2 separate regions of the Homo sapiens genome follow, and region 2 is linked to region 1. The links are chromatin contacts, found by Hi-C or POLR2A ChIA-PET in ENCODE. All regions are on one chromosome and are shown on one strand. The core of a region is the stretch at or near the end of the contact, and the rest is flanking DNA. Distances in the headings are between cores, read along the strand shown. Region 1 overlaps LOC124900660 (a long non-coding RNA gene). Region 2 overlaps WDR1 (WD repeat domain 1).

Region 1 (5,375 bases), core at 1,841-4,340:
TCTGCCCATCCCTGACCAATCTCCTCCTTTAACATAACTTCCATCTCGATATCATGGGGCCTGCTGGGCACTGCAAACAGCCTAAGGAAAGTGGAAACTTTACTTAACCTTAAATCCTATTACAAAGTCCACATTGAACATAATTTATATTTGAACTATAAAAATTTTCTGTAAGTTGAAACAGGACCTATAAAGGTCTCTACACCCTGAAGCAACGTTTTAGAAAGAAATCAGTTGGTCCTTTTCTGCAGAAACAATTAACCATAGGAGAGATAAAGGAAAAACTTCAGTGTACTGATTGAACTTCCATGCCCATAGCTTAATTTCTAAAAGGCAATCATTCCATACTGTTAAACTGCCTTAGGTTGCTATTACTGTTATTAAAGAGACCCTCAAAGCCAGAAGTTGAATCTTGATTGTAGTTCTTGCACATAGACACACACTTGCAACTGAAACCACTCAGATTGTTCTAATGCTTCTTCCCATAGCAACACCACCTGGAATTTTACGTTTGGTTTTAAGCATCAGTCATAATCTTCACTTGCACCCGAACACACCGCACCTGTGAGAGCCACGTGACATTAAAAAAATCCTTTCAGTGAGGCCGGGCATGGTGGCTAACGCCTGTAATCCCAGCCCTTTGGGAGGCCAAGGCAGATGGATCATGAGGTCAAGAAATTGAGACAATCCTGGCCAACATGGTGAAAACCTGTCTCTACTAAAAATACAAAAATTAACTGGGCGTGGTGACGCGTGCCTGTAGTTCCAGCTACTCAGGAGGCTGAGGCAAGAGAATCGCTGGAGCCCGGGAGGCAGAGGTTGCCGTGAGCTGAGATCGTGCCGCTGCACTCCAGCCTGGCAACAGAGGGAGACTGTCTGAAACAAAAAAATCCCTTCAGTGCCTTGATCCTTCCAGATTCAGGTCCAAGATAGATGACATTTGTCCCTCATCAGAGCCCGCACACCAAGATAAAGATTTCTTCTGGCCGGGCGCGGTGGCTCACGTCTGTAATCCCAGCACTTTGGGAGGCAGAGGCGGGCAGATCACCTGAAGTCAGGAATTTGAGACCAGCCTGGCCAACATGTTAAAACACTGTCTCTACTAAAAATACAAAAATGGCCCGGCATGGTGGCTCACGCCTGTAATCCCAGCTACTCGGGAGGCTGAGGCAGGAGAATCACTTGAACCCAGGAGGTGGAGGTTGCAGTGAGCCGAGATCGTGCCATTGCACTCCAGCCTGGGCAACAAGAGAGCGAAACTCCGTCTCACAAAAAAAAAAAAAAAAAAGGTTTCTTCTGTGTGCATGGCTCAGCTCTGTGGTCCGCTAGCGTCCTTCCTCAATCCGCTTCCAATCTATGGAATCAGGAAAGACTGAACCAACCTAGATTTATTAATATTTTAGTATAACATAATACAGTGTTACTTACTATGGCATTGACCGTATATACCCTTTTGCTCCTTGGAAGAAAGGCAATTAATAGCTATTATGTGAGTTAGTAAAATAAGCCCAGGATTTATGAGTGTAACTAACCTGTTCCCATTGGTTTTCCTTGTCTCCTACAGGCAGAGAGCTGATCAAAACAGCAAAAGCAAAGCAGTGCCCCTGGCCCAGTTCTGAAGCCAACCTTCCTTAACCACGCAGACCCATCCCTGGTTAGGACTTGCTGTGGATTCTCAGGTGACTCCATCTCAGGATACAGGGACTGAGAGGGTATATGCAATATCTCAGACCCAGAAACCGTTGATTCTGTCTAAAAGCACAGCAATAACCACATCCCACCCTCTTGATTTAAATGAAAGTGTTTGGGAGAATAAAAGATGAACCTTTTTTTTCTTTGTCAGATCTTGCGCTCATTTGGTTCTGGTGGGGAACAACAGCTATGAGAGAACAAGTGTATTCAATTAGAATTAATTCCCCTCTCTTATTCTCATAGCTGAGCAGGGCTCAAGTGCCTCTCATCTGAAAGAGGTAATAAGATTTAATCTGTCTCCTCATCTACCTTCTGCAAGTATACTCAACAAATTAGCTCTCTGGACTCTTCCAAATGGAGTTTTATGAGGCATTTGCTAAGGTAAACGTTTTAGACTTTGAACACAGTTCAGATTTCAGGGGCAGTACTGAAATATGAACTGTGTTGCTAACTGCCCTGCCTTTCAACTCAAGACACAATAACTTTGAACTAAAATAATTATATTTTTGTTGTTTTCCACTCTGTCCCCAAGTCTATATCACCACCACCGCTAATCCCACCCCGCAGGAGCTAACTCCTCCTTCCTGTCCCTGCAAGATCAAAACTCCTCCTGGAAGCCCCGCTAGCTCTGTCTGCTCACCTTCATGGCAGATATCGCTATTGTACTTTTATATTCATTTGTATCATAAGTACTTCAATGTCCACTTCTTCCACGAGCCCCTGAGACCCTGGAGGGTCTGGACCACACCTAGTTTTTCTCACTGTTACATCTGCCTTGCCAGGCGCATGGTAGGCGCTTAGTAAGTATTTGGTGAACGAATGGCTTGTTTGGTGACAGTCCAAAGGCTGGAGGACAGAGGGAAAGCTCCCTCCTGTCGGGCCCCAGACGGGTGGCGCTGATGGAGAGGCGGCTGGGATAAGGCCTCCAGGACCGAAGCGCGCACCCATAAGGCCCCTGCCAAAAAGACCTTCCTGAAGGCGGAGGAACTGCGAGAGTGTCTACTTTGGCCCAAGGCCTGACTCGACGATCCCAGGGACCCTTGCCCTAACCGGCCCCGCCTCCCGGGCCCCAAACCCGTACTCGGCCCCGCCCAAAGCTCCGGCTCCTAGGGCCCGCCCCTGGCCCCGCCTCGGCCGACCATGGCCTTGCTCCTGGGCCTGCCTCAAACCCTCCGCAGGTAACGCCTCCCGAACGTGAGCCACACTCCGATTCCCTCCTCAAACCCCTCCCCGTTTCCCACACCCTGGACCCCTCGCTCCGTCTCGGCCCCGCCCCAAGCCCAGCTCCGTCTCGGCCCCTGAGCCCAGCCCCGACCCACCTCCCAGTCCCTGGGTTCCTCCCGACACCGGCGCCTCCCTAAGCTCCGCCTCCCAGGGCCCGAGCAGCGCCTGGCCATACCCCCATGGCCCGCCTCCTGAGCGTAGCCCGCAGCCCAGACTCGGACCCGCCTCCCGGACCCTGGGCCCCTCCCCACGTCGGCCCTCCCTAAGCTCTGCCTCCCAGAGTCCGAGCACCGCCTGGTCATGTGCTACGACATAGTCAACGCCCCGCCCCGGCCCCGCCTCCTGAGCCCTTCTCTGTGCTATTGTTTTCTTCTTAATAAAATGGGGGATATAATGATAGCTACCTCTTAGGGTTGTTGTCAGAGTTGAGTACAAAAGCCTGTGGATCAGTGCCTGGCTCATGGTAAATGCATGTCGGTGTTAGCTACTGTTTTTATTCGGTCTGAAAATGTTTAATAAATGCCTTTCGTGAGCCCGGCACCATGGATCAGCAGTACCCATGACAGATGAGGCTCTGCTTGCATGGGAGAGCCAGAGAACAAACAAATAAATGAATAAACAAGAAAAGACCAGATGAGAGTAGCTTTAAAGCCAATAAAACAGGGAAATGGTGAATGGAGTAACTGGGGAGAAGAGTCACCAAAGTCGGGGAATCAGGGAAGCCTTCCCCAAAGAGGTGGCATTTGAACTGGGGCCTGAGTGGTGAAGCAGCTAGCCATGGGAAGGGCTTGGGGAACAGGATATGCAAAGTCCCTGTGGTGGAAACAAGCCAGCTGTGGTTGAGGAACAACAGCAAGGCAGCCAGTGTGGCTGGAGTGGAGTGAGCAGGGTGGGCAAGAGGTGAGGGAGAACAGGCCAGAGAGAGGGATTAGGACCAGGTCTTGTAGGGCCTTTTACGGCATGGAAGGAGCTCTGAAGCAATGAAGTGCCTTGCCCCGTGTCACATACCAGCCGAGACAGTCTGCCTAACTCGGGAGCCAAAGCTCGCTGCTGGGCTTGAGGCCCCTGTAAGAGGACAATGTAACCCAGGCTGGTATGGGCACATTCTGCATTTCCACTTAAACTCAGATGGCAAGCCCATCAAACCTTGGTGCCATGGCTGCCCTGGTAATTCCTGGCTGACCAGTGCAACCAGGGAGCTGGCCCATGACCTGGGTGGCAGCTAAGTAGCCAAGACTAATGTGGCCAAGAGTCAGTCTTCTAGCCTTCTTCCTGTGACTCATCCAGGTGCACCTGCAACATTTGAAGGTCAGGCTTTCAGCTGCTGTGGCTTCCACTTCCAACTGGCTCCACGTCCCCAAGGAGAGATCACATAGCGCTTTGCCAACACATTCTATTGCACGTTTAATGTTCCTGTGAATGCACCCTTGAGATTTCTCTCTCTTCCCTCCACATAGAGCTTAGAAGCAAAGTTAAGAGACTCATCAGATTCTGAGCTTCTGTGGGATATTTTGCAGAAGGTAAGAGTCCCAGAGTCCCTGGGACTCATGACCCTGCCTCCTGAATCTCTCCGGAAGACCTGAGAGAAGAACCACAGATGTGCTTGTACCCTTTAAAAACACCCCTGTTCAAAGAACAAAAACATTGAGTCAGCACTGCAGGTGGGTGTCAGCACCTCCGATAGCTCCAGCACTTTTGTTTTCTATCTAAGACTTAGACAAAGACATCAGTATATACAAAAATCTGCATAAGAGGGGGGAATCTAGGGAATGTTTTTTAAACCATCCACAGCAGAAACAGAGATGACAGGTGCAAAACAGCTTCTAGCATTTGGTAGATGCTCAGAGAGTTTCTTTTTTCATTTATGAGGCCTGTCCTGTCCACTCCTGTCTATTCTAGACCTAAATGGGCCCTTGCTTTGCCCAGGGTGGGGTTTGCACTCAAGTGCATCTGCATGAAGGTGAGAGGCAGGATCACCACCCGGCCCAGCCACAGCCTGACCTTGGCCTTGAGGGCCAAGTGCAGATCACCCTGCATCCTGGGTCTTCACCTTCAAAGGGCCATGAGCCCTTCAGAAAAGACAAAGCAACAGACTCCCTCCCAGAAAGAAGTGCACCAGAAGAATACGTTTTCCATACAAACTCAGGGGAGGCAGACATCCTCCACCCCCACCCACCCAGCCCATCCTAGGAGCCCCAGTGAAGAATTCCTGTGCTAGAGGTGAACCAAGATTATCCACGTGGAAAAGATGCAGCCACAGCAGGGAAGACTTTCAGGGCAATACAGTAGGACAGGGCTTCAAGCAGGGAGATACCTGAAGTTATCTTGCACCCTACTCTGAGTTTCACCCTGAGCCTCACTCTCGTAGGTGGTGAAGCATGAAATGTAGGGAGAGCTGCTTTAAAATCCAGCAAAAGGCTGGATGCACTGGCTCACACCTGTAATCTCAGGACTTTGGG
Region 2 (5,375 bases), core at 1,363-3,862, 400 kb after region 1:
AAAGAAAAACCACCAGAAACCTTGCCTGTTTTGAGCTCAAATTTTCCTTATCTATCAGGAAGGCAGCACTTCCGGTAACAGCCACAGCTGAGGTTTCCAGCCCTGCTTGGCTCCAGCCTCAAGTGGGAGAACTATGTGAGGTATGAGGTCCCCGCAGGGCAGAGGCAATGGAACAGAGGGAGCAGTGGCACCCCAGTGAGGGAAGCCAGAAGTCTTCCGTGCTGAACATTTTTCCACCTACAATCACAGCTTGTTAGATCTGGCAGTGAGTTCTCAGTTCTGCATCATAAGGCTGAGCCCCCAGGACGACATGCTGCTCTAAGTAACCATTTCATTAGACACAAACTATCCAGTGCACCACCAACTCCTGGGACCTAGGACATGCACACAGCTGTGAGCCACACTCCAGAGGGGGCGTGTGGTCATCCTAGACCACCAAACCAACTGCTCACCCGACCGGAGGAAGCGGATGGCCAGAGAGGCAAAGAACCTGGCCCAAGTAATGCGCATGGCGAAGGCAGACAACAGAGAGAAACTCAGTGGGGCCTTTAAACCCATCCAGGAGTACCTATCCCAGGAGCCTGCCTGGCATGAAGACATCCCCATGGGTGAGATGGGGGAAGGCAGGGAGATGGTCTCGCCACCCTCCCTTTTTCAGGCCACGGTCAGACCCTCTGAGGGGAACCTACCCCTGGGTTCGCAAAATGCCAGTGCTGGAGACCCGAGACCACGGTGCCCAGGGTCTCCTTTCAGAACCGTTCTCCTGTAACCCCGGAAGTTACTTCCGCAGGTCACCTACCGCGTCTTCAATGTCACTGGGTAGGAATGAGCCGGCACCCAGGCTTATTCCAGGCCAAATGTTCCTCCACTCCCATCTTCCTGGAGCCTCATTCAGGCAAATGAAGACCAAAGCTGGGCTACGGTCCCTCAGGACGAGGGGCACACAGGGAATGCTGCTTGCATTTCAGCTCAGGCACAGCATCATGGAGTTCTGCTTCAGCTTGTACTGAAACGCCTTCAGAACATGCCTTGTTCCTTTTCAAGGCAGCAGCTCCAACACGACCCAGCTGGTCCCTCCGCAGTCATACGCCAGTCCCTCTCCCACCTGGGTAACTAGGGAAGCACCTGCCACCCCAGCGCTGCACCCCCAAGCTCAGGGCAGCTTCCTGGTCCCGGCCACAGGGGGCCTCTGCAGGGAGTGGGTGCAGAAGGCGCAGATGAAGACAGGCCCGAGTTGCCACCACAGCTGCTCATTCTCAGGAGGCGAGGGGCGGCAGGCAAGGCCACCAAGGCCTGAGCGCTGGTGCGGAGGCAAAGGCAGCCCAGACTCAGCCGTCATGTGCTGCAGAATGAAAGATCTGGGGAAAAAAGACCACTGCTATGTGGATTTCACAGCAAGTGGAACTTAATTCCCTCTAAAATAAAAAATGCCCACATATGGTTTTAAAATCTTTTACTATAACAGGCTCAATTAATTCCTGAGAACTTCCACATCCCAGGCTTTCCGACCACATCAGAAGAGCCCACATACGGGAGGAAGCCCAGCGATGCTCAGCCCACCATGTCCTCAAAGCTGACTGTGGCTGGGCCTCATGTTAGCACTCACACCTCCTCTCACTTCCCCCAGCCTGCACGCGCTCCCTTTGTCTTGGGGTTGGTCATGGAGAGCACGACCGCAGCTTTCCTCTGGGGTCCGGAGGGCTTAAGTGCAGATACACACCAAAGTGTATCTGCAACTCAGAAGGTATTTGGGGGCAGGTGTGGGGTCCCTGAGCACCCTTCCTGTCCTTCCTATGCGTGGGCAGTTGAGTCCGCACATGTCTCCTGAGCATGTGGATGGTCACTGCTGCCTCTCACACCCTCCCTGTGGCTGAGGGTGCAGCACGCAAGGGTCACTGTCACCCTGTTTCCGGGAGGGCCCAGAGGCATGACTCACCCGAGGGGGGCACAGCCACCTAGCTCTGTGCCAGGCCACAGCCCTTTCTATTTCTCCCAGGTCCTCAGGCAGGGCCCATGGTTGTGGGTTCCACAAAAGACTTCAAGACACATGGTGGTACCCACCCTGGAGCTGGGCTAGCTGGGCAGACATTTGTACCCAACACTCCTGGGCCAGGGCAGTGGGGTGAAGTCCTTTCTGAAGTTAGAAAGGACAACTAAAGAGAAAGAATGTTCTGGACAAGTCCCCAAGCAAGCACACAGGGGCACAGCAGCCTGGTGAAGAAGACAGGCTCCAGCCCACCCCTGGAACAAACTGGTGCCCCTGACCCTGCTGAGCACCCTGTGCTGGGTTTAATGCACAGCTGCAGAGTGGAAATGATCCCTCCCAGGGCAGGCCAAGGAGCCCCCACCCACAGCCGGCTTCTAGCTACCACAGAAGTCTCTGAGCTGCTTCCTCCTGCCCTGGGCTGAGATGGGGTGTGCAGCTGACTCAGCATTACTCACCCTGCTCTGCAGTGCCTCCACCCTAGCGAAGAAACATGGCCTGAAGCCACAGCCTTCAATACAGCTCCCAAAATAGCCAGGTCTCCACTACCTACCCATTAGGTGGTAGCCACAAGAGCAGAGTCTGAGAGCTGCCGCGTGTTCAGCTGCATACAGGGAGCCTCCCTATGCTTTCACCTGCCCAGCCAGGCCCAGCTCAGCCTGCGGTTCCGTGACAAAATGAAGCCTGTTTCACTACGAACGGGGCATCCTTGGAAAGCCCCCTCCTGTACCCTAAGCCAAGAACAGTCTCTGGAAATTCTGCTCACTTTGTGGGTCCCGTCCTCGCCCTTTCCAGCTGCACTGCGCAGGCTATTTATGATTCATGGCATGATGTCACTAAAATGGACAGTGCTCCTCACTGAGCCACTTTAAGGACATGATCTCATTAATCCTCCATGAGGCAGACAGTGAAACCACTGACGGTTCCAAGAGGAGTCCCGAGAACTTGGTCCAATCTGCAAACACAACCTCCTCCAAGGACATCAACAGTCCCTAAAATGTGCATTTCCGGGTCCATTGTTCTTGTCCATCCTCAGCGCAAGCACAAGCGGGATGGGGAAAGCCAGGGCAGAGCCGTGGGGTTGTGCTGAGACTGGCTGCTGGGCTCCTCCCCTCACTCCTACAAAGCTGGGGCAGGAAAATGGGCATCACAGATGCTCCAGACCTGCCAGGTGGCTCTCCTACTTCAAATTCATAGTCAAAACCCTCAGATGCTGCTGGCCCCGGCACACCCCCGTCTTGCAGAAGGGAGAAGTGAGGAGGCTTGGCAAGGCCTGGGTGCCTAAGGCGGGGCGCATGCACGGCATGGGCCTCTGAGATGCTGCCAGCTACACCCAAAGCCTGCCGCATTTCTGGCACATTTCTTCCACAAAGTATCTTTCAGTCTTCTAACCGTTTGTCACTTTGCAGGCGCATCACTGCCCTCACTGTCTCTAGGAGAGACCAATCTGGATGTCCCGCAAGCTCCCTTCCTCTGCCACTTTGGTGGCTCAGCTAACAGCAGGCCCTGCAGGCTCCCCTCTCTAATGAGCACCTCCAGCCCCAGATGCTTGCCTGGTTACACGGTCAGGGACATTCCTGCCCCAATCCCCGACAGGCACACATCATCCTAGGGCAGGGCCCTTCCTTGTGGGAACCATCCATGCCCAGCTGAGGGCCTGGGGAGGACGAGTGCTGGGTGGGGGAGCCCTCCCTCTCTCTGCACACCCCTGGGAGCCCACTTCTGTGTATCATGGCATACGTGGCATGTGCTGTGGTCTCTGCCATCAGCATCTAAACAGGCTCAGCCTCTGCTAGCCTCATGTACAAACCACAAATTTCACCCAAAAAGTAAGTTCACTTACGCCAATTGTGAACTTGAACTTGAATGGGGGTCCCTCAAAGAATGCCGCGCAGTTATCATCGCTTCCCGTGGCCAGCCGGTATGGCCGGCTCTGCTTGATGTCCACGCTGTTGATGACTTTGTTGTGTCCTGTAATCTCGCCCACAGAAGAGCCACTATCCCAGAGGAAGACTGCTCCAAACCTTGACCCAATGACACAGGTGGAAGACAAAAAAAAAAAAAAAAAATCAATCCCAGAAGGCTGGTAAGCAATCTGATAGCTGAGCTGCCAGTGCACAGAGGATGGAGTGACTGTCAGCAGGCAGCTCAGAACGCCACAGGGACAAATGAGGGAAGCACTGGGGTTCTGGCTCCACAAGGCATTTGTCCAAAGGACCCAAGAACAAGATGGGGCAAGCCGGCGCCTTCGGGAAGGGGATGCATGTGTGTGTCTGTGGGGCCCCACGCCACAGGGCCCAGGGCTATCTTTACAGCTTCACCATTCTCCTTACAGTTCTATTGGGAGGGAACAGTTACCATCCCCTACAGGAATGAGATGCCCTGCTCTTGGCTGACATTCAACAAAAACACTGTTTTAGTTACTATTTGCTACTGAAAAAAGAAGGAATTAAGACCAACAGGAATGACTTGAGAAGCCATGGAAAAACACCTACTAGAACATGTACGAGAAAGTGCCATTCAGTGAAGAACAGACATGCCACTGTCAAGTTCAAGGGGTTATGGCCAGCCATGGTGCTGCAGGGGGGACTCTGACTCTCTTGAATTAAAAAAACCTGGGTTTCGGCACCAACCTCACCAGTCACTAGGCCCCTGAGGTCAGTAGCCACCCAGTGCCACCCAGCCAGCATCCACTGCCCCTCCCTCCTCCATCAGAGACCCTTGGGGGAGGTGCCCAGCTGGAAGAAACAGTTCAGCCTCCCTGGCAGCTTCATGGGGCAGCTGCTGTGAGGGACCCCGAATAGAAGTGCTGTTGCTCTTTCACTCTGTCCCCTTCTTGCTGCCTGCAGGTGGGCATGAGAGCTGGGGTTCTAGCAGGCAAGGCACTCAGGACGTCAGAGGAGATACATGAGTGCTGGGCCCTGGTGACAAACCCAGTGTGATGTGGAGTTCTACCTTACCTGGGGCTGCAGCCAGCCCTCACGGGGCCCGGCACCTACTGGGAGCTCAACCCTCACGAGTGCAAGTTAGTACAGACATCAGCGCATCCCCCTCCCAGGGTCATAGCACATGGACGCATGAGCCACAGCAACAGGGCAGGGAGGGGCTGAGAGGAGTGACTCACTTCTCCCTTCCTTCCCCGACCACGGCGATCCTCTTACTGTCTTCAGTCCAAGCAATGTCTTTGATCTTCCCAGCGAAAGGCTGGTACTCATACTTCAACAGGTGCTCCTTCTGCGTGGTATCCCAGATCCTCAGCTTCCCAGACACATCTGTGGGGCACAGCGGGCGGGGGAGGGGGGGAGGCGGTGGTGGGGTAAAGGGCAGGGGGAGAGCCACAGGTCACTGCCGGGCCAGGGCCACGTGGCCATAGGCCCACTCAGAACCATGT

The links. A loop is a pair of places that touch in the nucleus more often than their neighbours do. ChIA-PET counts read pairs that join two places held with the same protein, here RNA polymerase II (POLR2A). Pooled maps may share reads with other maps.
Region 2: a loop to region 1 is called in a map of dorsolateral prefrontal cortex, with 2.7 times the contacts of the local background. The contact joins two enhancer-like sites. A Hi-C loop is called at or near these places in 1 of 168 maps with a recorded cell type or tissue (dorsolateral prefrontal cortex) and 8 of 50 pooled maps. POLR2A ChIA-PET finds 5 or more read pairs at or near these places in 1 of 52 experiments (MCF 10A).

What each region holds. Positions count from the first base shown.
Region 1 is chr4:9,688,726-9,694,100 of GRCh38, forward strand. It overlaps LOC124900660 (a long non-coding RNA gene), which reads left to right. Exons shown (of 5, transcript XR_007058019.1): 5 at 1,565-1,829. It also overlaps the pseudogene FAM86MP. Among named protein-coding and RNA genes, the nearest start is that of DRD5, 90 kb to the right of the region's middle. RefSeq lists silencers at 2,816-2,895, 2,956-3,005, 3,016-3,165 and enhancers at 3,473-3,983, 3,984-4,493. Within about 2 kb of position 3,091, at least 31 of the 41 ENCODE cell types and tissues checked have a DNase peak (open chromatin) inside an H3K27ac peak, as active enhancers do; they include dorsolateral prefrontal cortex, where a contact is called at or near this core.
Region 2 is chr4:10,093,884-10,099,258 of GRCh38, forward strand. It overlaps WDR1 (WD repeat domain 1), which reads right to left. Exons shown (of 15, transcript NM_017491.5): 4 at 5,109-5,256; 5 at 3,828-4,008. Among named protein-coding and RNA genes, the nearest start is that of MIR3138, 18 kb to the left of the region's middle. RefSeq lists enhancers at 397-1,167, 1,745-2,944, 2,349-2,838. Within about 2 kb of position 2,613, at least 33 of the 41 ENCODE cell types and tissues checked have a DNase peak (open chromatin) inside an H3K27ac peak, as active enhancers do; they include dorsolateral prefrontal cortex, where a contact is called at or near this core.